7 separate regions of the Mus musculus genome follow, and regions 2, 3, 4, 5, 6 and 7 are each linked to region 1. Evidence: chromatin loops called from intact Hi-C (ENCODE). Cell type or tissue: heart. All regions are shown on one strand. Each heading gives the region's core, and the rest is flanking DNA. Links, peaks and the distances in the headings are about the cores only. Region 1 overlaps Tgfbr3 (transforming growth factor, beta receptor III). Region 2 overlaps Tgfbr3 (transforming growth factor, beta receptor III). Region 3 overlaps Tgfbr3 (transforming growth factor, beta receptor III). Region 4 overlaps Tgfbr3 (transforming growth factor, beta receptor III). Region 5 overlaps Tgfbr3 (transforming growth factor, beta receptor III). Region 6 overlaps Tgfbr3 (transforming growth factor, beta receptor III). Region 7 has its middle 35 kb from the start of Gm33371.

Region 1 (4,453 bases), core at 252-4,251:
ACCCAAGAAACAGACACTTTTCTGTTATCCATTTTCCTAAAGTAAACAGAAGTTTGGTACTAATCTAACTTAATTTCAATGATTATTCTGGTGACAATCTGACATTAAATTTGAAATAAAAATGAAACTTGCTCACATTTACACATCACTTAGAGTCCTTTCCCCAGATTTGGAAAAGCTTTTGTTTTTTGTTTTTGTTTTGGGGGATTTTTTTTTCCCATGACAGGGTCCATGTAGCCCAGGCTGGCTTCAGACTCACTATGGATTGTAAGCTGATTTGGAATTCCTGATTTTCCTGCCTCTACCTCCCAAGGGCTGAAGTGAGAGGTATGGTCCACTACGCTTGGCTGAAAGAAATTTCAACACACAGCAGTTGCTGACACAAATACCAGATAGCAATACTGTGCACACTAATGCACATATGCACACCCTATACAATACTCATTGGCAGGTGCATTAGGGTGGCCTACAGATGTGTTTCTGGGGCTCTCCTCCAGTCTTTCCTTCTTAAATACAAGCCTTATAAGTAGTTGTTAGCCTATTTAAATCTCCATCTTTCGTCCGAAAAAAATTAAGGAAAAACTGTAAAATAAGGCCCACAAGAGTAGCCCCAAAGAGAATTTATACAAATGCTGAGTCAAACCCAAAATATTACATTTCTTGGCTGAGAGATCTGGAGATCCAAATAACTGGACCTCTCCCTAAGGTTTCGGGGGGGGGGGGCGGGGGGGGAGGCTGAGGAGGAGAGCAGGCACGCTTAGAAATACATGTTAAACCTTAGCAAGGACTTTGTAAATGGAGCAAGTAAGTCAATTAACAAGTAAATGTGTGATTTCAAAGGCTATAACAACAAGAAATCCAGAGCCCAGAAAATGGACCCAGATCATTTTAGCAGTTTTTCCAAGTGGTGTTTGGTTTATTTCAGCCTGACTAGAAACTGAACAAATTAGCAACAGTTTGCGTTTTTACAAAATGCTGCAAAGAAGCATTGCTAACACTTCACACTTGAGACTGAAGACAGGGAAACCAAAGAACTTCCTGTGCCAGGTGTGTGTGTTCTACTGATGCAGACACCTCACGGAATCTCTTACTCACCGATGCTCCTGTAGGGATAACTTTCGGGGTGTGGGAGTGTAGCTCAGAGACCTGGTGCTCGCCTCGTATGCATAAGACCCTTGACTCAAACCCTAGCACTTCAAAATAATAGGAATAGTAGTTATTCTTATAATCTATGCTCACCCTCACATTCTTAACTGGCCACTCTCCTAAGGCAGTGAAAGAGAACATCTAAGTTAAAAATCTCTAAAACCATGAACCTAACCAGTTACGTAAATTTCAAAAACTAGTTAAAAGATTTTTTAATGTGGAAAAATGCAATGTTTGACAGTTTAAGGAACTGACTGAAATAGCTATTAAAATCATTATTTAAAATAGGGACCTCGGATGCCTAGACACACCAGATACCTGTACTCATGCAGAATATGGCTTTGAACTATTGACATACAAATTGAACACCCCTGACCCAAAATCTAACATCCAAAGCGTCTCCAAATCTATAACTTTTTCAGCACAAGGCTGACAAGTGGAAAATTCCACCCGATGTCATATAACTAGCTGAACTCAAGACACAGATACACTAAAAACATTGTACGAAACTACCTTTATGTTTTCAGATATATATTGCACACAAATTATGTTTAGACCCAGTTCCCTCTCCCAGGAGATCATTATGCACATCAGATATTCCAAAGTCTGAACAAATCCAAAGCCCTTTTACTCACAAGCATTTTATTTTTTTGAGACAAGGTTTCACTGTGCGTGTAGCCCTGGCTGTCCTAGAACTGGCTCTGCAGAGCAGGCTGGCCTCCAACTCACAGAGATCCTCCTGCCTCTGCTTCCTGAGTGCCCGGCACCCCCAAACACTTTTGATGAGGGAACTCACACTGAATTAAAACATACATGTCTGTCGGGCAGTGGTGGCACATGCCTTTAATCCCAGCACTTGGGAGGCAGAGGGAGGCGGATTTCTGAGTTTGAGGCCAGCCTGGTCTACAGAGTGAGTTCCAGGACAGCCAGGGCTACAGAGAAACTCTGTCTCGAAAAACCAAAACAAACAAACAAAAAAACAAAACAAAACAAAACAAAAAACAAAAATGTCTGCAGCATGTTCAGCTCTATAAAAGGGACACAGGATAACGGGCTCCCTTACATGAGGAAAATGCTAATGAAAGATGATGATGACAGTACTGAGTCCGTCAGCCTCCTCAAGAATGAGTTCGTGCATTCAGTTTTATAAATGAGACAATGGGAGTCATTACTAAAGGACTCTCAAATGAATCTCTTTAGATTGCCACTTCTAAATAACCTAAAGTGCTATTCAAACAACACAAAATCTTACAGACATACCTCTCAAGGAAAAGCAAACTAGAAGGAGGGGGGGGGAACCCTGTGATTTGTATTTAAATATTTACCTAGTCACTACAGGTTCTAGACACACATTTAACATTCAGGCCCGGAACTCAAGATCATCCCACTTTTAACCAGTTGGAATTAATCGTAAAGCAACTTAGTTACTGTACTAGATAAAGCTACAATAATTTCCATTTCTGAAATATATGCTACACACAGTACAAACAGGTCTAGATGTCAGCAGGACATCAATAATATGCTGTGCGCCCCCTGCTGGCTAGTGTTTAAAATAACAATGAATTTCTCAAGGCATAGGCCTTTGAAGTGCTGGGGTTCAAAACTCAGTTGATGACTTTATTGTTTTTTAATGTACATATCTTAATCAACAGTTAAGCAAAGGTGGTGTGGGGTGGCCAGATTCCATCACAATAGGGGACGTTTAAAGCTGACAACAATGTCAAGAGAAAAAAGTATGCCTAAGCCTTGAAATGCTAAACAATGCAGAATTAAAGCCAAAAGCAGAGAACATCAAGAAACAGAGCAACATCCTCTTGCTGAGACAATGGCATGAAATCAAGTCGTCTTTAATAGCCCTTCAGGGGGTAAGAATTATTTCCCTGCCTCCTGTGCCAGCCTCAAGCTGTTTCCTAAGGAAGCCAAGCGGCCTTGATCAACAATGTCTGGTGGATTAATAAAAGTAATGAAGAATAAAGATTGAAATTAACACGAGTCAGAGTTCTATTTATAATTATTTGGACCCAGACTCAGAGAAGCTGGATTCTGGCTCCTGCAAAGTACATACGTATATGATCCTCTAAATTAATCACAGATAATTTGTATCTGTGTTTCAAAAGATGTATTCAACTCAGACAGGAAGCTGGGTGAGAACAGAGGGCCAAGGACTTAGGGCCCATGGATCTTACCACACTTTCCGCCATGACTGACCGAGGCAGCTCTTGGGTTAAAAGTAACAGAAAGCTCTATGTGACCTTGGACAAGTAACTTTGCCTCTAGCTGCTGGAGTCTAGCATATATGATCTGTAAAATGGGTCCACTAAAATCACTTTGAACCAGAGTTGACGTAGTCTTTAAGCCCTGACAGGAACTAGCTGGAGTTGCTGGAGATACTGACATACAGGGAGGGATCAATATATTCCCGTTTTAGTACCCCAAAAGGACCTGCTGAGCTCTCCCTAAAATTACCCGCTACAATCTAAAGGGCCATTCCCTGGATATTAAAGGATCCCGATATGGGTTTTTTTGCGTGTTGGTACCCTCCCAAACCGCTCACTTCTTCGAAGAAAGAAGAAATTTTAAATTGGCTGGTTCTTTATCTCAGTCTGACACTCACGGGATGCCTATCCTCGCGGCTCTCCTGTCACAGCAGGGCGCAGCACGAGGCGCTAACACCTGTGCTGCGCTCCGCACGGTCCCAGTCAGAAACATCTGTGCACTCCTCCAAACCGCACAGCCACCTTGGGGGACCGTGTCCTCCCAGTTCACGGTTAGCGAGTAGGGCAACTGTTTGCACCAACACCTAAGCCGTGATACTTGCGGCTTGTCACTCCAGCTGTCTGCACTCCTATCCGGTGCGGGAAGGTGGGACAAATGCCCCAATAAGCCCAACTCTACAAGCGGATTCCTCTAGCAACATCCAAGAGTTTCAAGTTTGTCCCAACCAAGTTCACAAATCGTAGGGAGCCTCTACCATCAGCGGGAGCGCCACAAGGTTAACCCGGGAGCGTCCTTCACAGCGTTTTCGGGACTGACTCCCCGAGCCAGGGCGCGGCCAGCGGGGACCCAGGACTGGCGTTGGCGCGCGAGTCCCGCGGCCGCGGCCTCTGCTACCCATCATGGTCGAGTGCCCACCCACGCTGTCACGCGCCAGGAGCGCAGTGGCCTGCAGCCCCGCACGGGACTAGGAAACCGTGGAGAGGAAGAGCGAAAGCGGGTGTGGGGAACTCCTCCCCGGCGCTGCCCACCCGGGACCGCAGCGGATCCCGGTTCCGCTCAGCGTCAACCCTGCGGGACCAAAGCCAGGTCC
Region 2 (4,453 bases), core at 270-4,269, 140 kb before region 1:
CAGACACACACAGACACATAGACACACAGACACACAGACACACGGTGCATACGTACTCTGAGGATATTATACATATAACCGAATCAAAAGAGGCATATTAAAATGGTAACTGTGGTAGATAATAAGGCTACTCTGTAACTCTAATTACATCACTGTTTCAACAGTGATGATGTCCGTCAAAGGAGATAGCAAAGGAGAACCATTATCTTAAAAATTAAACCCAGAAGTTAAGAAGGGGCTTCAAGAACTCTCTGGCATATATATCTTTACAACCAGGTGATAATGCAAACCACGTCACCATGCTGAGTGCCGTCCTCCTCTTCTGTGATCCACGCCTGCCTGAAGCATGGCTGCTTCCCTCTCTCCAAATAAAGTGAGCTGCTCCCCGCTCTCACCCTCATATCAGGGGAGAACAGATCTTTACTTTCATCTCTTCTCAGGTTATAACACACACATACGCACACACACATGTACATACATGCAGACATGGGTGCACTTGAGTGCACAGGCGTGCTCACCTGTAAGGATTGGAGTTGGGGGAGATTAACTCAATGATATGCACTTCCTTCTCGTGGGGCTGACTGGCCAGGACACAACCTTCGGCGGCTTTGGGTTGAAGGTACTCCGCAAGGTAATTGAGCGAGAGAAAATTTTTCCCTATGTTACACGTGGGAGGGAACACTTGATCTGAAAGTAAAGACAGGGCACTGGGGTCAAATCGGGGAGTTTATGGGACCAGGAGGGAAGGAAAGAGGTGGTAGTGTGACCGAGGCTAAGTCTGAACCAGAAGCCACGAGCCCAAAGGGTCCTCATCTGTGGCCTCGGCTACTGCTCAGCCATGCCTTCTACCTTGGCTACCAGGGGCCTTCTGCTGGCCAGTGCTAGTGGCTTCTTCTTTGCCTACACCCACTCCTTTCTTGCCCCTGTTCATCTCCTCTGACCCCTGCTGTGTCCTACTCTTTTTCACTAGAGTGGTCCTCTGTCTTTGATCCAGGACAGAACCACCTCTTAGGACTCTGTCCCTCAGAATCTGATTCAGGGGATCATGTGGGACACGGACATCTTTCCTTTCTGAGGCTCTGTAGTTAATGTCAGCCAAGCCCAAGACTCCCAGCCCTGAGCTGGGGAGTGTAGATCCGTTGGTAACATGTTTGCCTAGCGTGCAATATGCCCTGGGGTCCATATTCAGTATCGTGTAAAAGGTTCTGCAGCGTACACCTGTAATCTCAGCACTCAGGAGGTGGAAGCGAGGAAAATTAGAAATTTACAAGCATCCTTAGCTACATAGCAAGTCTGAGGGCAGCCTGGACTACAGACCTTATCTCAAAAAACAAAACAGCAACAAAGATATACAGCTATGAGAAAAAAAAATGACATCATGGCATATACAGGGAAATGTATGCAGCTGGAAACCTATGTTAGGCTAAATAATCAAGACTCAGAATCTCAATCCTCCCTTTGTCTATTTTCTATAGATAACCTCACTCACTCCTGTGCGCCTAGACCACAGCTCCTCCCCTGGGCTGCAGACTTAAGACTGTCATCTGTCTACCAGAAGGTCCCGACCTAGCCAGTATTTTCATGAGCACTGGCAACATTGAATCCATTTTTAATCCTATAGGCTTCTCCTTGGGCACTTGCAGCTTTGATACAAGTAGCTATTGGTTCTCTGGCCCGCAGATCTTTTTCCCACTTTCACGGTGCTTTTATAAATACCACTGCCTGAGGACTGCTCACCACTTCCACAAGGGAAAAGATATCCCAGCCCCAAGACTCTGAAGACACTCCCCCGTGACACATGCTGTTTACAGAGCACTACACCTGATGGGATTTCCATCTTGTGGCTTAAATGTTTAAGCAGAACCCGAGTGAAGTTGCTGGCACAGTGACAACTGGGACCGGTGTCCAGGAAGTTTTAGGGGAAGCCAGATTTTCAGAAGGGGAATGAACCAGACCTGGCATTTTGGTGAGACAGGCTTGTGTCTTTTAAATTTTAACGACGGGGTGCTGGGGGTTCACCTCCACATGGAAGCCTCACCTAAAAACAGGGGATGAGCTTTTAAGATTCTAAGGCTGGGCTGACACTGCCCTCCCCAACCCTGCACAACTCACACTCTGGCACCGCAGCTCCAACCACTGCAATATCCCCAGAGCACCTCAGAGCAGGCGGCACTACAGTAGTTAATATGGCCCCTGCTTGTGTGATTGCTGCAAGAGAGCATTGGCTCAAGCACCCTGCATTCTTTTTTGCAAACCTCCTCCAAGGAAACAGCCCACAGCTTAACAATTCAGGCTTTGGAGCGGCCCTCCTCCACATCTGCTAAGGGCTTTTCCAGATGTGCAGATGAAGAATGTGTACTTCACAGCTGCAGCCCTGTGATGCCTCCCCCAACCCCCACCCAGTTCACAAGACAGAAAATGATATCAGGCTGCAGGGCTGAAATCTAATTGAGAATCAGGAGATGTATATGGGCCAGAAGACTCAAGAGACTAGGACCCTCCTGGGACTGTGGCTTGCAGTTCCTACCCAGGTGCACCCAGCATGCAGCTGGCACATAATAGACACACCGTATAGGCTTCTTGAGTCCACTAACGACGATGTAAAATTTGAGACAAATAGACAAAGATTTCCCCAGGTTGGTGAGCTGCTCGGGAAAGTTTAACTGTCTAAAAGCTGTGATTATTAAGGGTTCCAGTCCCACATGCCACTGCAACCAAGCTGAAGGAGCTGATCACATTTTATGGCACGGAGTCTCTCAGCTCAAGTGCCTTTCCACATGGTTGGTGTAAAAACTTATACCAAGTGCCAAGTAGAAAGGGAACCACAGGCAGGTGATCTGCAGGTAGAAACCTCTTAAGCTTGGTAGGGATGGTGAGAGCAGCAATGAGCCTTGGAAGTCATGCAAAGGCTCCATTTCCTGCCGTGAAGGCCTATGCTCTAAGACATGGTGCTCAGATTAGAGCCAGCAGCTTTCACTCCGCTCCTTCACTCTGTCGATAGTAAGTACCAGCACCTGGATGGCTCATGGAAACACACTTTGCTGACCCCATCCCCGTTTCTAATTTAGCTGGCCAGGACTGAGCCACAGATGGTATTTCCAACAAGGTGCTCAGTAACAGTGATGTTCCTGACACGGTCGGTCGTCACACTCTCAGAACCAGTGCGGTTTGAGCAAGGAGACACTCGTGGCTAGGGTCCCTATTTGGAAAGCTAATCAGTCACCCTGATGCAAGGTGATCGTTGTTAACGTTGTTCGGGGTCTACAAGTTGAACAGAACAGTAGTGTTCCTCTCTCCCCGAGACTGTTCCCTTCTGTGACATGGACCAGTGACTTGGACCCAACTGATGGCTGGAGTCAAGTTTTAGGGGATGCTAGGGATACTCAAGGAGCCGACCAGTTTTTACTTGACTGGGCATCAGATGTTTTACTTGTGCTTCTTCTCGGTGGAGCTCGGTTACTTGAGTGTTGCAGATCCTAGGGGCAGGTGACATCTGTGCTATACACACTGTCAAGGAAACAGGGTCCAACATTCCACATGCTTCCACCCCAAATTTCCTTGTTCTAACAATCCAAGAACTGTTATCCCTCCATCCCTTCATGCTACTAGATTCTGCTTCAGAAAGACAGGGTGCTTGGCTTACAGCCTTTATTAAGATATGTTTAAAAATCTCTTTGGCACGATGAGGCCTGACTACCACAAGAATCTAGGAACAAACTTAGGCTGTTCAAACCCCATTCTCCTCTAAAACCCTCCTCAGGTCAGTGGGCACGTTCTGATCAGCAGCTCACTTTCATTCTGGGCATGTGCTTACGAGGCTAAGACTTTAAGCACAACATCAGGTCACAGCGTTAGACACAGGAGTGAGGAAGTCTACAGTTGAGAACCGGCTCTCCCACTTTCTAGTAATGTGGATCAGAGTACACCCACTTACCCCTCCCCTAAACTCTGTATAGAATAACAGAAACAATGCCCCCTTCTTGGACATGTGACAACTCCTGATATGTATCTGCATGTAGTCAACACACCAATGGTGACTCACCATTTACACACCAATGGTGGCTTACTTTACACACCAATGGTGGCTTACCTTTACACATCAATAGTGACTCACCTTTACACACCAATGATGGCCCATTTTTACTTTCAACCAGCCCAGACCCAAGATGGGGGACCAAGCATTCAAAAGCCCCTAACCCCCGCATGACATCTAGGGAAGAAGTGACAGCCGACTGTCAGATTCAAGGGAGCAGCAGAAGAGCAGTACTATTTACACAGCTGATGTCAGCAGGTCCCGTTGACTTTTGAAGGTGGGTGGAGTCCCAAATATTCCCAACTAAAACTGATTTTAAAATGCTTTTAGCAAACAGGCTTTCAAAATTGAGTTGTTGGAAATTTTACCTTTCTGCAAGGCACAGAACTTAAAATGGTCTGTCTCTTACCCAAAGCATGT
Region 3 (4,453 bases), core at 347-4,346, 53 kb before region 1:
TTCCCTACACATAACCAGTCCTGCAAACTTCTTCCTCTGTTTGTGTGTGTGTGTGTGTGTGTGTGTGTGTGTGTGCATGCACTGGACATGCATATATGTGTATCATGCATGCATAATGTATGTGTAGTCACACATGTGGGGCACACATGTGCACATGCACATATGAATGTGGAGTCCCAAGATTGACACGGAAGTCTTCCTTGATTGTTCACGGTGTTCATTGAGACAGGGTCTTTCGGTTGGGTTGCGCCCAGAGCTCTACAGCTAACCTTCTAGCCAGCTTGCCCCAGGGATCTGCTCCTGCCTCTGAGTGATGGAACAGTCCTTCTGTGGGTTCCGGGGATCACCTCTCTAGCTCTCGCCTGCAGACTCTTATCATCCTGCCCTCTCACCTGCACTGGGCATGAAGTTGGGCTGAACACACATTGCATAGTGTATTCTTTTATACCTAGACTTGTTAACATTCTTCCTGTGTAGTTAAGAAAACACACAGACAACCAAGGTGGCTGGCACACAGCTATAAGGTCAGAATCCTTTGTCCTGGATTAAATGATCATCTTCTATCTATCTATCTATCTATCTATCTATCTATCTATCTATTTATCTATCTCCCTATTATTTTTCCTTTTTGGTTGTACTGAGTATTGTACCCAGGGCCTTGTGAATGCGAGGGAAACACTCTACCACTGAGCTATCGTCCCAGCCCTAGCAGATGTTCATCTCATCACTCAGCCCACCTGAGTATTTTATGGAACCTCTTTCACCTTATGTTCTGAAAATCATTACAGAATGTGGTTCCCATTTACTGGGCTCAGATGAAACTCTTCACCGGCACAGTAAACATCAACAGTGACATGAAGTATTTAAGACCATCAGTATCCATATTCTTCATGTAAGTATGATATAAAATACTTACCCCTCCCCCAAATCAAACTGAGAGCTTGACTCTAAAATGATCATTTTTAATTGTTCTCACATAATGGATATTCTTAGTAAAACAAATGTCTTAATGTTACCACGTGTGATTTATCTAGCGCCTCAGCATCTCCTGTTTCTAAAACAGCTAGAAATATAACAGATGCTAACTGTGGTTCAGCGTCACAAGAGACTCTGGTCTAGCTAAGGATTCTCACACTCGCCACGCAGCCTCTAGTTAGCACATTGGCTTTGCAGTAAGAGCAGTCCTTTGAATTCTGCCTTGCGCTTTGGTCGCTGTCTCAGCTGAGGTGAGGTTGGAGGGAAGACACCATGACAGTCATCTCCAGCCACCTAACAGTCTGACGGTACTTTTATAAGGGCTTATTCATTTATTCATATTTTGCCCATGTTGGGGATCAAACTTGGGGGATGTGTGTGTGTGTGAATGTATGCATATATGTGTGCATGAGAAGAGAGACCAGGGGTCAAACCTGGATATTATTCCTCAGGAGCCATTCATCTTGTTTGGGGTTTTGTTGTTATTGGTTTGGTTTGCTTTGTTTCGTTTTTTGAGACAGAATGTCTCTTTGGGACCATGGGCTCACCATCGGGCTAGGCTGTCAGGCCAGTGAGCCCCAGGAATCTACCTGTGTCTGTCTCCCCAGCATGGGGACAGGGAACAAGCATGCACATCATGCCTGACTTTCCACATGGATTCTGGAAACGGAACTTGAGGACTTGTGCTTACGCAACAGCACCTGATGGATTAAAATATCTCCCCAACTGGGACCTTGCACACACGCTAGGCAAAGACTGGCATAAGCTGCATCCTCAGCTAACAACATTTTTACAACCAAGGAATACTGCTCAAAAGTCATGTGATCCATCTTCTGAGATCTGCACTTGACAAACTTTAGAGAATTACAGGCATTAATCCACAGTGACAAATGAGATTCGATGTCCTCTTCCTACCAAGGTCAGCTACAAAGAACACTCTAACCTTGGCAAAGTCAGACAAACAGGAACTCTGGGGTGGGAAGGGGAGGGGTGAGAGAGAGACAGAGAGACAGAGACAGAAAGACAGAGACACGGAGAAACAGAAAGACAGAGATAGAGAGGCAGACAGAGAGACAGAGACAGAGAGACAGAGATGGAGAGACACAGACACACAGAGAGAAACAGAGATGGAGAGACAGACACAGAGAGAGGGGCTGCAAATACTGCTTTTCTTAAGTACCCCTTTAATTTTCAGGCCGGAAAGTTCAGGAATGTCTGTTTGACCTCAGCCACCTTCCTCCTGCTGCCTCTAACGGCTCACTCTATGCAATCCCTGTGGAGACAAGCCTCCAACAGCTCTGGCCTTGCCAGGATAAATTTTGGCTCATGTCCTCCAGCAAGGCCACGAGTCCTCTGAAGGTCAAAATAAATGCGGATTATTTCCAACACGAAAGGAAGTATGTTTTCTGGAACGAGGGCCCCAGCTCAGCCATGAGGATGGTACTGATAACCAGGGGGATGTGTGCTGCCGTGAGCTTAGATCTCTCGGGCCTTTGCAGTAAATACACACTCACCAGTGGCTGCAATGAGCTTGTCGCTAATGATTTAAACTTTAAACTGTGGCATGTAAACTCGTATTCCAGCACTGTCACAGGGAAGGCTTGCTTGACACACTAGTCAAGTTTTTCTCTTTTTGTATTTGAATGAATGTGTTTCCACAAATCCTTGTTGTAGCAAATGACTTCCTTGTGCTGGGAATCCAAAAAGGGAAGATAAGAATCGTAGCAGAGAAAGAGTTTTTCAATGTCTACCTTTCATGAAGGGCTAAAATTCCTTTTATTTCCAAACGCTGAGGCATACAGCTGCCAGCCATCTGCAGGCCTGGATTACAAGCATGATACTCTCTCTCTCTCTCTCTCTCTCTCTCTCTCTCTCTCTCTCTCTCTCTGGTGCAGGAAAACAAAAGGAAATCTCAACTGTAGTTTAAGAAAATGAGTACCAGAGAAATGAAAGGCTGGCCTCAAACTTGCAGCAATCCTCCTGCCTCTTCCTCTCCATCTGCCAGGATGCCCAGTTCCTCCTTTTTCACACGTGTGTAAGTGTGCATGCACACGTATGGATGTGGATGTGAACGTGGAGGTGAGGTCAGCTGTCTTCCCTTGTGACTCTTGCTTTATATGTTGAGGCAAGGCCTTTGTCTCGAACCCAGGGCTTTCTGATTCAACTAGTCCAGCTAGCCTCCTGCTCCAAGGGTCCTGCCTCAACCTCCCAAGCACTGGGCCACCACACCCACCGGGCATCTCCCGAGGTACTAGCGATCTGAACTCGGGTTCTCACATTTGCACAGCACGTACTTTCCCACAGAGCCTTATCCTCAGCCTCTCTCTCTTTTATCCTTCACTATTGCATGTGTGTGTACATGCATAGCTGGCAATCAGGGGACACTATGGCTCCAGTGCTCCCTTTACACCTTCATGTGGGATCTGGGGCCAAACTCGGGTACCAGGCTTGCACAGAGGTCGGTTGCTTTACCTGCTGAGCCATCTTTCCAGTCACTTTCAGTCCTTTTTGCTCTACACACGCCTCGTTGTTTTCTGGTTTCATTTTGTACACAGCATGGCTGGAAGTTAGTATTTCAGATTCCCCACAGACCTGCAGTCCACTTGTGGGTTCAAGCAAACACCAGGCCTTACCAAAGCAAAGCTTCTGTCCCTCCCCCTCCACCATACCCTATACCACCATAGAGGAAGGTCCTGGGTGGCCTTGGAGGTGTGAGGTGTAGTGCTAGGCACACAGTTAGCATTTGAAGTTTCAAATCACAGCAACCAGAGGCACAGAACCAGGGCAGACACACCCAGGCTGGTAGTTTATAGCATGGGATGGTTCTGGCTTCTATTCCCAGCATGCGTCACCTACAAGCTAGTTAAACTTAAAAAACCACCATTTTCAGTGGTAACTGGGAAAGAGTTCCCAGGAAACAGGACTAAGAAGACTCTAGCAGTTGTCCGCAGATCTCCTGTTTTTCAACAGTTTTCATTTCCTCTTCCAAACCTGTCTAAAAACTGCTCTTACCAAAGGAACCGATGGCTATTTCCTGTCCTTGATGGACAGTGCCAAAGACTGGTAAGGAGGAGACACAAAGGAGGACCCCCAGTTACCCTCTCCTTCCTATGCATCTGTGTATGTCTCTGGCCCTTAACAGATACTTACAGAATGATCAGAGATACAGGGAGACAGGATCTGTGGTAGAGAAGAGAGCAAAGCCTTAACTCCCAGGGGCACATTTTCAGCCAGTCCTATTTACAACAATAACAGCGTGTGTCATCAAAAAGCTGAAAATCACCCTGTTTGGGTAAAGGTGCTGCCACTCCCTGATCACTGAATGAATGTATCTATTCAGTCTCTCTGACCCACATTCAGAAGGCAAGGTAGCTATGACCAGTGCAGGCTTCTCTCCGACTGACTTGTTATTAACATGCCTACTGGCTGACAGATGCCAGAGAGACGGTTGGCTGCACTGTCCAGAATAGCATCCTGC
Region 4 (4,453 bases), core at 320-4,319, 140 kb before region 1:
GCTCTCAGTTCTCTTGGCCTCCGTGTTGTGGGAGATTGGCTGCGGACACTTTTACTCCAAGTCAAAACTTCAATGTGTCACCCAAAATCTTCTCCTGTTACCCAAAGAGCTGATCTAGGGACCAACCTGCCATGACTGGCCAGTCACGACTTTGCATATGCATGCAAAGAAAAGGGAGTGAGAACTGAATCCTGCCACCATCTGTAAGCCAGGTTATAGACCGACAGGCATTAGCTCTTACTCACATTCAGAGGAAACTCCTAAAGGAAGAAGGAGAAGAAGAAGAGAGAGAGAAGGGAAGAGAGAGGGAGAGAGGAAGGGAGAGAAGGAAAGAGAGGGCTGTAGGCGAAGGAAAGGGAGAGAGAAAGGGAGAGAGCGAAAGAAAAGAAGAGAAAGAAAGAGATAGGGAGAAGGGGGAGGGAGAGAGAGGGAAATGGGATTGAAAATGGAATGAGATAAAGAGGAATCGGGGCTGAAGTAGTAAGAGCCAGCAGCTCTCAGAGCTTCACTCAGCCAGCCTGCTGAGGTGCAGCATCTCCCAGCCCTTCAAAGCAGCATGTGTTTTGACTGGCTGGAACCGCAACCTTGGCCTAAACAATACTGCCTGGCCTCATCTGCCCTAGACTTTCATGTTGTCAGACAGCTGAGAAAATACCGTATTTCCAGAATCTCATCATCGCAATGGCCACCTGTTCTGCTGCACCAGGACAGAATAATCTCTTCACGCCTTTCCACATTAAACACAGGAGCTGTCTGTGTGATTCACGTTAATTGTGGCTTGGAACTGAAAAGATCAGACATCACTCTGCACTAGGAGAGCAGCAGGATGACGGGAGGCAAGCTGGTTCTCAGCATTGAGTAAATCCCTCATTTCTGTGTTCCTAGGACTCTCCAGACTTTCCCAACGTAGTGCAGCTAAGGGGGTGCTCAAAGGACGTTTCCCCTAATACCACCACCATTATCTTCAGCCCCATTTTGTGAACTAGTAGCTGGGTTGGGTGGAAGGGGCTCTGCCTCCCCCCCCCCCACCCCCATGCCTTTGAAACAATGGTGAAGAGAAGGGCTTAACGGAGAATAGTGTGCTGAGGATCTGCACACTGGGCCTTTAAACTAGCATCGTTTCTAAGAGTAGGCTCCATCAAAGAATACAAGAGAAAACTTAGCTTTTAAGTTTATTATGATTTCATCCTTGTGTGTGTGTGTGTGTGCACATGTGGAGCTTGAAGGACCATTTGCAGGAGCTGGCCCTCTCCTTCCACCAAGTGCATACCAGGGACAAAGCTCTGGTCCTTAGATTAGGCAGCAGGTGCCTTTACCCACTTAGCCATCTCTCTGGCCCATAAGAGGAAGCCTCTAAGAAGCCTCCTCCTCTTTTCTGTTCTGAGGTTCTCCCTGCTGTAGAAGTGACTGGGCCACGTCCACAGGGAGGACCTGCGGAAGGGGCCAGAGCCACACTGCAGTGTTGCTGCTGATCTTGTTGCATAGCCTTCCTATCTCTCTGATCACTTCCCACTGCCGCCTATGCTGTGCCTCTAACAAACCCACACACAGCCATGCGGGTGTGCTGCTGGCATTACTCTTTCAGGGTCTTATGAACTTTGGTAGCTCTCCTGTTTTCACCTTGGTTAATGAAGCCCTTTGAGTTTCCTGTGGACAAATTCTTCAAGGGAGTGCTTATGGAAGAAAGGTGAGTCTTTGTACAACAGGTCTGTGATAGACCTTCACATGTATTTTCCTAAGTTAGTCTTCCTTTAATACAGGAGCTAGGTTCTACCATTGCTCCACTAGTGAGAAAGAAGCTGTGATGCACAGACTGGGTAACACACGGAGCTGAGAATGCTCCATGTACCTGTGTGCTTTAAAAAGACCCCATATGCCCTTAACAAGTACTTGCTGGGTGGTTGAATGAGCTTAGCTAAACCCCACAATGAGTGAGTGCTGTCACTGTCCCATTTCACAGTTACACCATGTTCAGTCGTACTGTCCGCCATGAACTGGCAGCTGGAGATGGTACCTGAATCTAGCTTTGTGTGGTTGAGTCAGAGTCCTTTACTCTTCACATGTAACCATATTGTCTGTAAAGGGAAGACCATTTCTCTCTTCCTAAGCTGCAACCTAAACTTTTGTCTTAGCATGTACCTGTTCCTCATAGCACAGCTCACATCTGGGACAGGGAGTTAGAAGTCAAAGAGCCTGAAACTGACTGGGGAATAAAAGATCATCATGAAACATTACCTAATTGTTTAGCAATGTTGTCATGTATTGTCCAGGACTGGCCTGGAACAGGAGTGCAGCCAGAGAGAGGAATATAAACAGATCTTGTTTGGGATGATGGCCGATCTTATTCCTCGTCTTTCTTAGTCTCTCTGATTCCTCTGACAGACAGGGACATTCAAGCAAAGCCCAGGACCACTGTGGTCCAGGCACGTGCATGCAGGGACAGCAGAGCCGCCAGTCAGAGCTAAGTACATACAAACTCCAGCAGGGAGTTAAAGTGCACCGCATGTTTTCTGCCTTTCAAGGCATGATTCCCTTTCCTGTTTTTGTTATTCTGAAACTAAAAACAGTTGGCCGGCGTGCCAGGCAGCAAAGGCAGCAGACACTCCAGGTCGCCACCACCCCTTACGCCATGCCAAGGGAAGGCAATCAAAATATCTGTGACCTTGGAAAATCACGGCAAGGCTTTGCACTCAGTACCAGCCTCATGCATCACTACTACATTTGATGGATTATTTGGACTGTTTCAAAGTCGAAGTAAATTAATAATAATAATAATATAAAAATCCCTAGGAACAAGGAAAAAGCATTTTAAATTAAGATGTGCTCCTGGCTTTGTCTGCTCCTCTGGGAGCTCACCTAAGTGACTGGACTTGTAGGGAACTGTTGGTTTTGCTCACTGCTGATCACATGGAAGGTGCTGTGAGCAAAAGGACAGAGATCACATGGAAGGTGCAGTGGGCAGAGGAATGCTGAACCAACACAACTCGACTCTCCTAAATTCCAAACATCTACAATCCATTTTAGCTGTTAACAAAGATGGTCAATTAACACACATTAAAAATTTGACTCTTACAAAAGAGATGCCAAGGAGATCTCTCTCTCTCTCTCTCTCTCTCTCTCTCACACACACACACACACACACACACCACACTTTGCTCCAATATTATGCCAAATCGGGTTGTTTTTTCCCCCTAATTATATCTGAGATGAGCTTGGTTTTACCAAACTTTCATCAACTTTTCAACATGAACCTTTGCCTTAGCCTGTCAGCCTGCAAGGCCCCTCACAGAAGCTTTGGGAAGCTATGTTAGAGGTAAGCTGGTTACCATGAAAGGATCATGTGTAGTGCATATACATGTGTGTGAGCAGGGTGCACATATGTGTTTGTGGAGGTGGGAAGTCAACATCAGGTGTTTTCTTGAATCTTTATCTGCTTCTCTCACTGAACCAGGAGCTCACCAAGCCAGCTAGGCTGAATGGACAGCAACTGAGCTCACAGGGTTCTTTTGTCTTCCACACTCCAGCCCTGGGATTACAGCTTGCAGGATAAAGTCATTTACTGAGTGAGTACCAACCCCCATCCCATCCCATCCCATCCCATCCCATCCCATCCCATCCCATCCCATGCCACCCTCACTCCCCACCCCCTCCATATACACACAGAGCCCAGAGTTACTTTTCTGTCAGAGTATTACTCCTGGAAGTTGGATGCAAGCCAGATTCACCCAACATCACATATTTATCTCAACAGGGAAGTCTACAGCATGGGCTGGGGTCAGCTTGGTTTTCCTTCCTCCCTATGCACCTGGTTCCAGACTGTGACACTGACCCCCTAAAGAATATGCAGACATGAAAATGTTCATTGCTTCATGTTTACTAAGACTAGAAAGTACACTAACTCATGTCAGAACTTTCATAATGAGGTAACTGGAGTTCAGAGAGCTTTAAGAACTTGTCCAAGGCCATAATTTTTAAGTAATAGAGCCAAGACTCAAACCCAAGTCCACAATGTTCCCTAGGGCCATGTTTTAGCCATGACATTGACTGTCCAGCAGAAGAAACCAAGTATAGGCTGCAGAGTGAAAACTAACAGAGAGCTTAGAAAGTTCAAAGAGGCAGAACCTTTGCAAAAATAACACACACAACCACAGTTTAAGTTATTGCTGTTTAACAAGACCAAGAAATGAGCAACCAACTTACAATAACTTTCAAGTTTCCCTTGACGTCAAAAGACTTGATCACCCAGTTGACAGATTTTTTGCACTTCAAGATCAGGACGAGGTTTTTGACCACCTCAGGATCCTCTCGAGCAGGTCGTATGTCAATTATTATATCCACCTGGAAGGTGCTGTGTGTGAAAACCAAAGGCAAAGTCAAGACCGGAGCCAGAAGGCTGCCACTGCTCCAAGCCTCGTGTTTCCAGTGTCTGGCCAGTTGATTAAAATGCTGGCGT
Region 5 (4,453 bases), core at 278-4,277, 120 kb before region 1:
TAGATGACAAGGATCGGAGATGCAAAACCTACATTGTCTCAAGCAAAGTGGACAGTTTGTGTGTACCCAGAAAGGAGCTGAGCCATGCTGCAGCCATTCCCTGAAACGGGTTGTGAGGTAGCTTTGGGAGCTGTCCCACAACATCACCATCTGCACCCAGGCACAGCCTAAAAGTTTCACATCAGCATCCCAGAGCCTCCTGGGAGAGTTTTTCCTCTCCTCTCATTATATGAAAATAAAACATTCTGTAACTTCCCTTAACAAAACACTCATTTTTTCTTACCAAATAGCTCTCCGGAGGTTGTCCACTATGTTACCCACAGCCCCAGAGATTAACCTTTGACATCAATGCCGGTGCCTGGGAAGGGCAGATGCATTACGTCACCAGATTAGCTTTATTCCAGAGCTCTAAAGAACCTCCTTGGACTATGCAAGGAAAACCAATCTTCTGTTCAGTGTACTCAAGTTTGTTTAACCTCAATTTGTTGAATGAAAGCGAGGCCTTCACAGGGCTGGGGCCGTGCCTACACACAGACATGACACAACACACCAAGTAGAGCCAGGAAAAGTCCACACTGGGTGAGTCCTCCTGGACAGGATGTCTCGCTTAGGAAACTACAAGAGGGCAAACCAGGGCTCTGGGCCACTCATCTACGCTGCAGTCACCACCCTCCCCAACCTGTCAGGACAAAAGCTTCTACAAGCCCTCTCTGGACCAGGTTTACCAGCTGAAACTGGACTCTCTCCAACGTTCTAAGTGCCACAGTGACATTTAGGAGAGGCTCTCTTACCACAAAGGGGCAGAAACTCAATTCTAGGAAATATGGTAGTTGACTGACCCCAGCTCCTGAAAGGCTCAATCCCCATATAATTACATCTCTGAGGGACAAGCCACAAAACCAACAGATAAGCGGCCTCTTGAGAAGAAACGCATGGTACACAACCACTTGGAATCTCCTCGGGACACAGTGAGTCATTCGGCCAGAGATACTGAAAAGAACCACCACGAATCTGGAAGTGTTTATTTAATCTGCCTTCAAGAGAGAATTTATTTGGGGAAAGACTTCACTGAATGGTGCAGTCAGGTCCCTAGGACACAGGGGTGACACCTCTAGCCTGGTGGGAAGCTCCGTTTGTTTACAGTTCCCTAAGCCATCTGCCTACATGCTCCTCAGAGTCCACCTCCCGGAAGCTGCTACCTCGTCTGCACAGGCAAGAGGGCAAGTCTCATTTTCTCCAACTTCTGGGATCTAAACAACGGTACATTTTTACACTGAACCTCAACTCCCAATTTTCTAGCTAGCTCTGCGAGCGAGCGGTAGAAAGCTCTCTGAACGTAGGTGACTCACCCTTCCCTGTCAATCCCTGGGTCATTTTCCTCAAGCACTCGGGCAGAAAAAACGGATGCTGAATCGGTGAACAGTTCATACGAAGGACATCATAGAAGGTTTGCTAACTTTGTGGGCTCTCAAGTATGGGGCAGAGCTGCCAAAGGATGTTAGAAAGATTTTGTTTTTTAATGCAAAACCATAGAACCCAGGAGTTTTTTCAATTTGTTTATTTTTAAGTTCCCTCCTCCACATGCAAGCTTGACTGAGTTATTCCCAGAGCATTTTTGGACACACTAACCCTCGGTTACACATTGCTTGGCTTGGAAAGGTAACAGCTGCGCATGTGTCCTGTTAGGTGGCGCATGCGCCTTATTAGGCTGACTCCCCCCAGTGCGGCCCTGAGCTCACATCTGGGGCTGCTTAACAACTGATTGGAAATTTAGCCTTTTGATTTCCAGTTAAATACTAGGCACAGGAAAACAAATAGCACTTGTTTTCACCGAGTCTTGTCAGGCATCCAAAATGCAGTGCAAATCAGAGAACTGCCTGTGGTTTGGTGGCAGAGGTCCAAAATACTTGGCCTCCCCGCCCCCTCCAGTTTAAGGAAAAGGAGTAAGCCAGATTTTGGCAATAAGGATTTTTCAGTCACCCTTCCCCCTTCTTTGGACACGCAGAGCTGTTTTTTAAATATTCAGTGTGTTCCTGGTATTAATTTACATTTTTCATTAGGATTAAGTTTTGATTTGTTTTTAAGCCAAAGCCAAAGAATAAAGTTCGGTTTTCCTCACTTATTCCAACTGCCATGCCTTGGTATTTACTCAGATTTGCTGAGGAGGGCAGGGTTCATATTGCTATCTTCTGTTTCCAATTAAATTAGGATATAGTTATCTAGCAGCCGCATTATCAAAGCATAAGAGTTAAAAAAAAAAAAAAAAAAAAACTTGAGGGAACTCGGAAGATCAGCTTAATCCAAATAATCCAAAGTCTTTATCTGTGATGGGGGAACTGAGCCCGGGGTAGCACAACCATGCGCCCTGATGCACAACTCCTTAGTGCTGGAGCCAGAACTAGAACCCATGCTGGGGAGATTAAGCCAAAAACAAAAACCTGGGTTACCAGAAAAAAATACAGGACACCAAATTAAACTTGAACTGTAGCTAAAGAATGTATGGATTTTGTTAGTGTAATTATGTCTAAAATATTGCACAGGCATACTTAAGCAAATTTATTTATCTGAAACTCAACTTGAACTAGAAACCTGCATTTTTATATGTCAAACCCTGGTCACTGTGCTGTGAGACCAACATCTGCCCTGTCCTATCCCCATCTGGCTGCCAAAGATATCCACATTTCTTTCCTGATTTAATGATAAAATGGCTGGGAAAAAAGAAATCACAGGACAGAAACCCATAGAGTATAACACTGGAAGCAGCCGCTTCTTCCCGGAGACTTTCCTAGTCTTAGGCATCCTCATTTCCCCGCTTTAAGTAGACTACAAAACAGCTAACTCTCAAATGGATAGGCCAGACCAGACACTTTATGCTGTTAAGAATCAGTCACTAGGGCCTGTCTGTCTGTACCTGTCTGTCTCTCTCTTTCTCATTTAAATTTATTATTGTTGTTGTTATTTTATTATTTTACTTTTAAAGACAAGATCTCACTATGAGGCAGCCTGGCCAGGAATTCTGGATCTTTTTACTTCTGCCTCCAAAGTGCTGGGATTTCAGGAACATATCACAACATGAGGCTGCCAGGCTCTCATCTTGAAAATTTCTTATGTAGATTATGAGCTTGAAGGGGGAAAAGAACTTGGGTTTGGCATACAAAGCAAGGCTTGAAATGACCCTAACATTAATAATTATGTTTTATATATATGTATATATGTATGCATGTGTGTGTATAATATGTATGTATCATATATAATATTTATATATAATATAAAAGTGAGGTTTTAAATGACCCTACTAATAGTAATTATAATGATATGTAGAATATTTATAAGTGACATTTAATAGCACAATAATCACTTACAACAACAGAATAATAATCATTAGTAGGGCAAGACACATGTATGAAAGTCAGAGGACAACTCTGTGGCCTTAGCTCTTGCCACTCACCTTCTGTGAGTTTTAGGGATCAAATTCCGTGCAGATCCTTGTACATCAGGTGTCTTTAACCCCCTGAGCCACCTTGTTGCCCACAAGATGAAAACAAACAAAAAAACCCCACCACAGTTAGGGACAAGGAGTAAAGTAAAAATATGCTAGATTTTAGGAAATCTAGTTTGGAGCGGAGACTGTAGTTTATTTAGCACCTGAGTCCATGCTCAGGGTACACGAGGTCCTGGCTCAGCTCCCAGCACTGCCTGAGTCCTGTTCACTGAGTGACACTGTCAGTCCAGATGTGCTCGGAACCCAGGGCTGTGCATACACCAAATCACCCCTCTACCACAGAGCAACACCCCCAGCTCTTGCACTGATCCCAGCAAAGAAGACTGCAGCAGATTTGTTTCCTAGCAGTTTTAGGGATGACGTACCAGCGATATAGGCTTTAAGTAATATACCAGAGTTATCACATTTTTTTCAGTTCAATGCTTTTAATATATTATCAGCATGTTCTATGCTCACCACTACACACTTCCTCTACAGTTGTCTTCTATGAAACCTCACACAGTGGTCAGTAGTGAGTCCACACCCTCCCATCCCCCACATGCCCCTGGCCATGGCTTCTAGTCTCTATAGATCGTAACCTGGGAATTTCAGGCAAACAGAACCATATAATATGCAGCCTTTTGTATCACATGAAACTTCACAGTCAAAAGATAGTATGGCTCTTGCATTGCTTTTACCTATCAGGTGATGGACGTCTGGGTTGTTTCTGTGGCTGTTTGCTGTTACAAGTAACTTTGTTTTGGACATTTGTGGGCAGGAACCTTGGGTATGAAGGACTGTTATATTCCCACCAGCAAAGTATGAATCTTTTGATTTCTCTATATCCTGTCAATCTTGTTATATTCTCTCTGTTTTGTCACATAGGTGGTCAGTGCTGTGATTGGTGGATTTTCCCTCATGCTCTGTAATGTTCAGCATCTCCCCCCCCCCCCCTCCCCTTTCTGGTCATCT
Region 6 (4,453 bases), core at 146-4,145, 170 kb before region 1:
TACAATACTTTAGACGGTAAAGAACCAGGAGTGCACGGCCTTAGTCCCGGCACTCGGGATACAGAGCAGGCAGATCAAGATGAGTTCACGACCAGCCCCGTCTATACAGTGAGCTCCAGGCCAACCGAAGCTACACAGTGAGACCCCATCTTTTAAAAAAAAGTAAACTTCCCACTATCAAAATCAGCCTTGTTGCTTCTTCCTTGGGTGGTTGTAAGCAATGAGGCTCACCGTAGCCTTAGCGGACTCTGAAGTGTTTTTGAGAACACTTATAGAGTCAGAAAGATGAGAGGGGAAGAGAACAGAACAGAATGAATTATTCTTGTGCATTAGAACACACCTCAGAGTTCACAGTAAGCCCCAGCCTTAATCCTCATGAGCAGCCTCGCTCTAAACAACCTGCTCTTTGACGCCTTTCCAACTCTGCTCTTTCTGTGAAGAAAATTACTTCTCGTGGGTGCCACGTCAGTTTTACAGTCAGCAAAACATGTAAAAGAACTAATTGTTCCTCTACTTGGCAAAGTTGGTTTTTTTTTTTTGTTTGTTTGAAATTGACTTCAGCTCTCAGAAATTGGATATTTTCTTTCATTCAAGACTAAGTATCTTTGAGTTAGGACTAGTTTGTAAAGAAGTGTTTGGTAAGATAAAAGTCTGTCTTAATATATACACACACATACACACACAGACACGTTAGTGTGTGTGTAATTTTTTTAAATTGAAGGTACAAGTTTTCTCCGTGTCACAATTTCTTCTTTTACTCCATTCAGAAGCAACCCTAACTGAAAGCTCTAGAAATGAAACCTCTGCGCTTTTGAACTCATACCAACACAAAAGATTCAGCCATAGGCAAAGGTGGCCCCTGAGTACCCAAAGCCATTCGAAGGCTTTTGTTTAGTATTGCCCTATGGAAGGCGTCCCGAAGGACCCAAGCTCTTCCAGCTGCATGCCTGCTGGTGTGTTCATTTACATTCTGGAATAAGGAGGGTGTCTCCACCCACCAGAGGCAGGAGGTGACACAAGATGAGTCAGTCTGACAGAGAGGCAGTCCTGGGAAGGAACACAGAACGAGAAACCAGGAAGAGCCTGGTGGAAGTTACAATGGCAGGTCAACCCTTCAGGCCACGAAGCTTAATCTAGTCCATGGGACAGATACAAAGAGGTGCTGAACCATCAGGGTTAGGGTTATGCCTACAAATGCAAAGATAGCGTGCTCCTAAGTCTTTTAGTAAAAACATCCTGAAATTCCAAAGACAGAGATGTCACTTATGAAAATAAGCCCAGTGGGTCTGTTACTGAGTTTGTGGTTCTCCATTATTCCATAATCTCCTGGAAATAAGTCACTTAGAAGAACATAAAAAGGGCTTTCTATAAAAGTACTATAAAGAGTGATTTGTATAAAGCACTCTTGAGACAGAGATGGGCGAATCTCTGAGTTTGAGGCCAGCCTGGTCTACAGAGTGAGTTCCAGGATAGCCAGGGCCACACAGAGAAACCCTGTCTCGAAAAAAAAACAAAAAAACAACAAACCAAAAAATAAAAATTAAAAAAATAAAGAAAAGAAAAAAAAAAGAAAGTTAAAGAAAAGAATACTATGTATGTCTTGCGGTCAGCAATGGGAACAAGTCCTGGGAGTCTCCAGGAAGAAAACAATACAGACTATCCTCACAGGGACATATCATCTAGAACTCTGGGTGGATGGCAAGACGCCAAGGTGGAGTCCTGCTTCTGTGCCAATGATAACCATGGAAACTCACTTCAATAATATACAAAATGATAACCACCTACATGACTCCCAACTCATTGCCCTGTACCAATGGTGCTGAACACCGGTATGCTCTTACTCTCCCTAGCTCTCTCCATCCCTTGACCTAAAAATAGTCTTGAATGTGTGGTGCTGAGTTCCTCTCAGCAGGTAACCACCACAGGCAGAATTTGAAGCAAACACTCCAGATTGGATGACAGGGAAAAAACAAAAAACCCACAAATAATTAACTTGGTAAAGTGAGGCTGTAGCCTTCCCACTCTGGCTACATGTGTCAGTGGGTCAGCAAATTAAGGTTTTCATGCAGCGAAGGTAGAGACCGCAGGAATAGGAAGGGAGGGGGGTGAAGGAAGGACAGGGGAAGGGAAAAGGAACGCATGAGAGGAAAGGAAGAGGAAGTGGGCAGGACTGCCCAGTACTCCTTATCAGCTCAGCTTGGCACGACTTCTTCCCGAACCAGCACATTCTTAGAAAAGGCCAGAGGCTTTGCCTGGAAATAGTTGCATAAAGACTTACGTGGAGGAGGAGGAACCGGACTGGACTCCTTCATGTTTGGAACATTTTCTGAAACAAAAGCATAAGTCACAATGCATTCCACTGACGTAAGGGATCATCGGGCTCAGCAGAGCAGACGTTTTTCTATTTGTTTGTGTGTGTGTGTGTAATCCTATGGGGGTGCTACTGGAGGCTAGTATTGGATTCCCTGGAGCTAGAATTATAAGTTGTGGGCCACCTGACTTGGGTGCTGGGTGCTAACCTCTGGTTCTCTAGAAGGGCACCCAGCTCTCTTAACTGCTGCGCCATCTCTCCAGCCCCATCTTAATAAATACTTTGTGAAACCGCTACCAGTATTCCTCTTTACATATCAAAAGTCCATCTCAGAAAAGTTAGGCACTGTAGTTTGCTAATGAGAGATTACAGAGAAGGAAAGCCAAAGGCACCCGAATCTAAGGGCTCTGAGTCTGACTGCGCGCATGTATTCATCTCATTATCTATACAAGGGTTCAATACCGACAAAAACCGTGCATCTCCAATACAGTCACAACACTGTTCCCGCTTTTAAACATTCTCTTAATAATTTACAGCTTTCAGCTGGGCATAGCGGCAGGTGTCTTTAATCCTAGCACTCAGGAGGTAGAGGCAGGTGTGTTCGAGGCTAAGCCTGGTCTACATAGAGACCAGGGTTTCAGGACAGCCAGTACCACATAGTGAGACCCTGTCTCATAAAAACAACCACCACCACCATCTACTGCTGTTGTAACTTCTCTACTTAACCACACGGTTAGGTTTGGCTTCGCTATTGGTGTTACCAGATTCATTCTCTTCTCAGCATATTCCAAATGTTTTCTCCTACTGGGTCCCCTCACAGTGAACTCCCGAGACCCCCAGGGACTCTCCTTTGTATACATAGAAAAACAAGTGCGGTCTGCTTCCAATGAAACATAGTATCTCCTCTCCTTTCCCAGGTCCTGACGCTGGTGGCTCCTCCTTCTTTAAGGTTTGCACAGGCTCATTCAATTACACTTATAAACTAATTCCTGCTGTGCTGGCCCTGGTCTCTCCACATTGCTCATCCCCCTTTCCTGTTACATGGGCTGCATCCTAACACGCTAGAGTGCCAGGCAGTGTGGAGGTTCCCAGCGTTTCTTTTTGTCCAGCCTTCAGGAGAAGCTGGGACTTGGACTTCTAGAGGTGCCTGGTGACAGGTGCTTAAAATGCTGACACCCTTTTGGAAAATGGTGGAAACAAGAAATAAGATGACAAAAAGTTTAGGTGCGTCAATAATTCTGTAGCTTCGCAGTCGTAGAAGGCCACAGATCCGAGAGGTTTTATATGATGCTAAACCCTGTTGAGGCAGGCAGAGAAAGAATTTGCAATTACTACTTTACAAATGAGTGTGGTCTGAGACTCTGATATCCTGTGACCTGCCCAAGATCACAGCTGGGAAGCATCAGGGCCAAGGGCTGAGCCACAATTTCTGACTCTTGCCTCCAGGCTACAGAGGAGTGCAAGTCCTTGCCCTCAGCTGGGGAAGTCCTGCCTTAGTAACTACTGTTACTTAGTAACTGCTGTTACACAGGGCTTGTTGCTCTCCACAGTGAGATGGGCTTAAACCAGGGTGCCGACACTGTGGCCTGGGATGGGAAATTGCAATTTGAAATGATTTATTTAAAGAAAGCAAAAGAAGAAGAATATTGCATGAGGTGAAAATTACATGAAATTCAAGTTTGTTCCATAAGCACAGTGCCCTATGATCTGAGCACTTGAGGCAAGGGCTGGATATGTCCCAAACCAAATGTATTATCTCTCTGCCTTTCCTAGAAAAAGGGTGAAGAACCTGTGGTTCAGGCTCCACCTTTCTCTTCAGAGTTTAAACATGGTCTGTGCTCAGTGTCTCTCCGTTTCAGCTCCTTCATTCAATAAAGACACACTTTTCATTCATAGCAAAACAACTCTGACAAAAAAGAATTTGTGGAGTTTAGACCAAAATTATGCAAGCTGGCCTTATTAAATTAAAAACAAATAATAAGGTTGACATCGGGAAAAGAGATCGTTGCTTGTTCTCGGGGCTAACAAGCTCAGTTGGACCAAGTCCAATTCCTAAATGATCAATAACTGTATGGATCCCTTAAAGTGAGGATCATGGTGGCCCCCGATGAGGAAACGTTTGTGCTACATTTTGATACAATT
Region 7 (4,453 bases), core at 294-4,293, 280 kb before region 1:
AAATCAACTTTCAACCAAAAGTTATCAAAAAGGATAAGAAAGGACACTTCATACTCATCAAGGGTAAAATCTACCAAGAAGAACTCTCAATTCTGAACATCTATGCTCCAAATGCAAGGGCACCCACATTCATAAAAGAAACTTTATTAAAGCTCAAAGCACACATTGCATCACACACAATAATAATAACACCCCACTCTCATCAATGGGCAGATCCTGGAAACAGAAACTAAACAGAGACACAGTGAAACTAACAGAAGTTATAAAACAAATGGATTTAACAGATATCTACAGAATATTTTATCCTAAAACAAAAGGATATACCTTTTTCTCAGCACCTCATTGCACCTTCTCCAAAACTGACCATATAATCAGTCACAAAACAGGTCTCATCAGATACAAGAAGATTGAAATAATCCCATGCATCCTATCCGATCACCATGGACTAAGGCTGGTCTTAAATACCAAGAAAAACAACATAAAGCCTACATATACATGGTATCTGAACAACTCTCTACTCAATGATAAATCGGTCAAGGAAGAAATAAAGAAAGAAAATAAAGACTTTTTAGAATTTAATGAAAATGCAAGCACATCTTACCAAAACTTATGGGACACAATGAAAGCTGTCCTAAAAGGAAAACTCATAGCTCTGAGAGCCTCCAAAAAGAAACTAGAGGGAGCACACACTAGCAGCTTGACAGCACTCCTAAAAGCTCTAGAGCAAAAGGAAGCAAACTCACCCAAGAGTGGTAGATGACAGACAGGAAATAGTCAAACTCAGGGCTGAACTCAACCAAGTGGAAACAAAAAGAACTATACAAAGAGTCAACCAAACCAGGAGCTGCTAGTTCTCTGAGGAAATCAACAAGATAGATAAACCCTTAGCCAGACTAACCAGAGGGCACAGAGACAGTACCCAAATTAATAAAATCAGAAACAAAAAGGAAGACACAACAATGGAAACCGAGGAAATTTTTTAAAAATCATCAGATCCCACTACAAAAGCCTATATTCAACAAAACTGGAAAACCTGGAGGAAATGGACAATTTTCTAGACAGATACCAAATACCAAAGTTAAAGCAGGATCAGATAAATCATGTAAACAGTCCCATCATTAAAAGTCTCCCAACTGAAAAAAGCCCAGGACCAGATAGATGGTTTTAATGCAGAATTCTATCAGACCTTCAAAGAAGACCTAAATACCAATACTATTCAAACTATTCCATAAAATAGAAACAGAAGGAACACTACCCAGTTTATTCTATGAAGCCACAGTTACGCTGCATATTCTCCCTCAGAGATGAAATGGTTTCTGTCTAATTAGGAACTTTACACAATTTCCTTTCATAGAGGTCTTCATAAGAGATCTTTTTCTACTTCTATCATGTTTAATGTTCCAATTAGACTTTAAAAACTACTGAGTGCATATTACTTTTAGCGGCAGAAGATATGTATATTTAAGAGGCATTTAACTATTATAAAACTATTTTGATAACTTAAAAAATGTCAATACTGAGTTGTATACTTTAAAATAAAATTTAATTAGAAAAATTTGAATTTTCATACCTGGCTTATGTTTTCTGAGTAGAAATTGGTACCGCTTTCCTCACTTGACACACGTTGTGAGAACTTACATGAAATGTCTGTGGAGCACTCGGTAGGGTGGTTGGCACATAGTAGGCACTCAGCTGTTGCTTCTTAGATTTATTACTGGGTGTGATGGTGTATGCCAATAGCTCCAGAACATGGGGTGCTGAGGCAGGAGGATCCTAAGTTGGAGGCCAGCCTGAATTACACCATGTGTGGCCTCTGAGCTTCCTGGGACCAGACTGCCTCAGGCCTGTCTGGTATGTACAACTCTCTCTGTCTCTCTCTGTCTTTGTTTCTGTGTGTGTCTCTCTCCCCCTGTCATATTTATTGTTTTTATTTATGTGTGGATGTTTGCTTTGCCTACAGGCACCTCTGTGCACCATGTGCATGCAATGCCCAACGAGGACAGAAGAGGGTGTCGGATCTCCCCTGGGACTGGAATGACTGATGGTTGTATATAAAATAAAAATAAAATGAAAAAAAAAAAAAGCCAGCTACCAGGTGGCCATTCCACTGTGCATTTCCATACGTGCTCACTACTGGGCAGATTCTGTGTTTGTTTCTAGAGCAGAGAGAGGGTTCCCTCTCTCTCTGTTGCACAAAACCCAAGTTCTAACCACAAATACACAATCAGGAACAAAATAGAGATCATCCTGTCAACGTGTCTGCCTTCAGAGTGTAAGAAAATAAGTGAGGTTTTGTGTGAAATTAATTCTGCAATGGGCAGGCTCCTTGGAGGAAGTAACGGTGTGTCTGGGAGGTCAACCATTTCTCCCTTCCTGGGTGGGGCAGGAAAACAAACATGACAGCTTCCAAGGGATGAAGCAAGTGGCCTAGACAGGACCACCAGCAAGTGAGGAACCTTGACCTCTGACAGACAAGCCCTACGGTATCCTCCAGGTTCTCCTGTCATGTCCAAGATACCAGCCCAGTCCTAGTCACCATGGTCTGAACCAGCCTCAGGAAAGGCAGATAGGGTCTGAGTCCCTAGATGCTACCACAGCAGAACTGTTAGTAGCCAGCTTGAAAGTCAGGCATCAAACCGTGTCAAAATGAGGGAAGTCTAATATACAAAGCTCTGAGATATAGTAGAAACAGTGTTTCAAATGGGCTGTGTATGGCGAGGAGGTAGAATGCTTGCCTGGTATCCATGAGGGTTTGGGTTTAACTCCCACCACTGTGAAGAGAAAAAAAAAAACAGCCTCCCTCTTCTGCTAGGTACGGTGATCCTGCTCAAGGCCTTCAATCCTAGCACTTGGAAGGCTGAAGCAGGAGGTTGACACAAATGAACAAAGTAGGGTGTGGATGTTCTTGTTTGTAATCCAAGTATTTAGCAGCCTGAGACAAGATAATCGTCAAGATTACCAAAGTCTGATGCTGATGTCCAGACCAACCTGGGTTGCAGTGTGACAGCCTGTCTCATAAAACAATGACAAGATGATTAATAACAACAACAACAACAACAACAATAATAATAATAATAATAATAATAATAATAATCCACTGCATTTTATGAGACAGTGGAGACCATTGGGGGAAGCAGGTAACTGAGAGAGGAACCTCAGGTTGTGGCAGAAATCCCCTCCCCCACATGGACCAACCCCTGCATCATATGTCAGAGCATGAGACACCAGTGCCAGGAGATTCAGTCCTACAGGGTCCGAGCCTTTGAGCAAGGCTGGAGAGATGGGTCAGCGGTTACAAGTGCTGACTGCTCTTGAGATCTGCGTTTGAGATCCAGGAACCACACCATCGCTCACAGCCCTCTGTAACTCCAGTCCCAGGGGATCCAACACCTGCTTCTGGACTCTCCTGGCACCAGGCAGGCACACAGTGCCAGACAAACACCCGAGAATATTAAATAATTCATTTTAAAGAGCTATGAGCAAAGCCAATGTTCTCCTCCCCTGAACTGGGTCTCACTGCAGAGTCGGGCCAGGGAGGTATCATGGTTTCTCTCCTGTGTGGTATTCTTTTCTAACAGCTCTATCAGAAGTTAAAGAAACAAATACAAACAAAAGGAATTGGAAAAACTGCCACCAGTTTCCTCTTCTAATCCTGCCTCTTAAGAGTCAGACAACACCAGCAGCCCTGGGGGAGTTGAAAAGGGGCGGTCTACTGTGGCAGGGTGTGTGTGTGTGTGTGTGTGTGTGTGTGTGTGTGTGTGTGTGTATCACAGATGCTCAGATAGTACAACTGTCTTCCACAATCCACACAGAGCCCATTACCAAGCAGGGATCTCAGCTCTGCAACAAGACAGAGAAGATGCATTTTACTTGAGGAAGTTAGAGAAAAGATGATAGCTCTGCTGAGCTGGTCTGTGCAAGACAATGAAATTAAACCAGTCATAGGGAGCCTGAAGGCACTGATGTTCAGAGGTGAGAGGGGCTGACGAAAGCCAGACCCTGCGCAGCTGGAGTGAAGGCCCGGAAGCAGGCAGGTCCTGGGTTTGGAGCTCAGGACTTGGGCTGTGGTCAGAGCCTTGCCAGTACAGGCCAGCACCTGGTGCTCTCAAAGCCTAGTGTAGAAGGAAGCCAGCCTCACAGAGCCCGGTTTAGGGCAGAAGTTACTTCCTCCAGGCCTTGCCCTGGCACTAGAGGTTCCTAGCATCCCAGTCTTCAGCCCTATGGAAAAGCACACGTTTAAATTCCCTGATGCAGGTAATGTTCAGAAACAGACCTGTCAGTGTCACGCCAGAGTCACACCCACAGTCATTCGCTGCTCTGAAGTGGAAAAGCAGGCTCTGACTCCAAGCTGCCTGGCGGCCAAGGAATGACAGCAAGGCACAGCGCGAGAGGGAGGGAGCACAGCACAGAGTCCACAGGCAGAATGCAAAGAGGACTGCAGACATTTACTCCT

Evidence for each region. Hi-C counts contacts between places; a loop is a spot of excess contacts. Peaks named below come from ENCODE experiments on the same cell type or tissue, not always from the same donor. Only the 100,000 strongest peaks of a DNase experiment are listed, where the experiment ranks them.
Region 2: a loop joins it to region 1, with 3 times the contacts of the local background. A loop is called at or near these places in 12 of 42 quality-filtered maps.
Region 3: a loop joins it to region 1, with 2.5 times the contacts of the local background. A loop is called at or near these places in 6 of 42 quality-filtered maps.
Region 4: a loop joins it to region 1, with 7 times the contacts of the local background. A loop is called at or near these places in 8 of 42 quality-filtered maps.
Region 5: it touches region 1 in a loop (3-fold over the local background); 9 of 42 quality-filtered maps call a loop at or near these places.
Region 6: a loop joins it to region 1, with 2.6 times the contacts of the local background. A loop is called at or near these places in 6 of 42 quality-filtered maps.
Region 7: it touches region 1 in a loop (1.9-fold over the local background); 5 of 42 quality-filtered maps call a loop at or near these places.

What each region holds. Positions count from the first base shown.
Region 1 is chr5:107,284,700-107,289,152 of GRCm38, forward strand. All of the region lies in intron 1 of Tgfbr3 (transforming growth factor, beta receptor III), which reads right to left. Among named protein-coding and RNA genes, the nearest start is that of Tgfbr3, 2.7 kb to the right of the region's middle. In heart, for the core only: a CTCF peak has its summit at 2,689 (motif pointing left); DNase peaks (open chromatin) are centred at 3,042 and 3,942; H3K4me3 peaks cover 1,836 bases; H3K27ac peaks cover 1,205 bases.
Region 2 is chr5:107,149,272-107,153,724 of GRCm38, forward strand. Tgfbr3 (transforming growth factor, beta receptor III) reads right to left here. Exons shown (of 17, transcript NM_011578.4): 6 at 519-687. Among named protein-coding and RNA genes, the nearest start is that of Gm42146, 57 kb to the left of the region's middle. In heart, for the core only: no CTCF peak of the experiment used is centred there; DNase peaks (open chromatin) are centred at 1,830 and 2,300.
Region 3 is chr5:107,231,819-107,236,271 of GRCm38, forward strand. The region is part of intron 2 of Tgfbr3 (transforming growth factor, beta receptor III); the gene reads right to left. Among named protein-coding and RNA genes, the nearest start is that of Tgfbr3, 56 kb to the right of the region's middle. In heart, for the core only: no CTCF peak of the experiment used is centred there; a DNase peak (open chromatin) is centred at 2,323; H3K27ac peaks cover 2,514 bases.
Region 4 is chr5:107,143,826-107,148,278 of GRCm38, forward strand. Tgfbr3 (transforming growth factor, beta receptor III) reads right to left here. Exons shown (of 17, transcript NM_011578.4): 7 at 4,201-4,348. Among named protein-coding and RNA genes, the nearest start is that of Gm42146, 52 kb to the left of the region's middle. In heart, for the core only: no CTCF peak of the experiment used is centred there; a DNase peak (open chromatin) is centred at 2,486; H3K27ac peaks cover 724 bases.
Region 5 is chr5:107,166,288-107,170,740 of GRCm38, forward strand. The region is part of intron 4 of Tgfbr3 (transforming growth factor, beta receptor III); the gene reads right to left. Among named protein-coding and RNA genes, the nearest start is that of Gm42146, 74 kb to the left of the region's middle. In heart, for the core only: no CTCF peak of the experiment used is centred there; DNase peaks (open chromatin) are centred at 544 and 1,834; H3K27ac peaks cover 1,252 bases.
Region 6 is chr5:107,119,082-107,123,534 of GRCm38, forward strand. Tgfbr3 (transforming growth factor, beta receptor III) reads right to left here. Exons shown (of 17, transcript NM_011578.4): 15 at 2,279-2,326. Among named protein-coding and RNA genes, the nearest start is that of Gm42146, 27 kb to the left of the region's middle. In heart, for the core only: no CTCF peak of the experiment used is centred there; DNase peaks (open chromatin) are centred at 1,760, 2,210 and 3,720; H3K27ac peaks cover 2,312 bases.
Region 7 is chr5:107,008,156-107,012,608 of GRCm38, forward strand. No RefSeq gene overlaps it. Among named protein-coding and RNA genes, the nearest start is that of Gm33371, 35 kb to the right of the region's middle. In heart, for the core only: a CTCF peak has its summit at 1,989 (motif pointing right); no DNase peak of the experiment used is centred there; H3K27ac peaks cover 1,160 bases.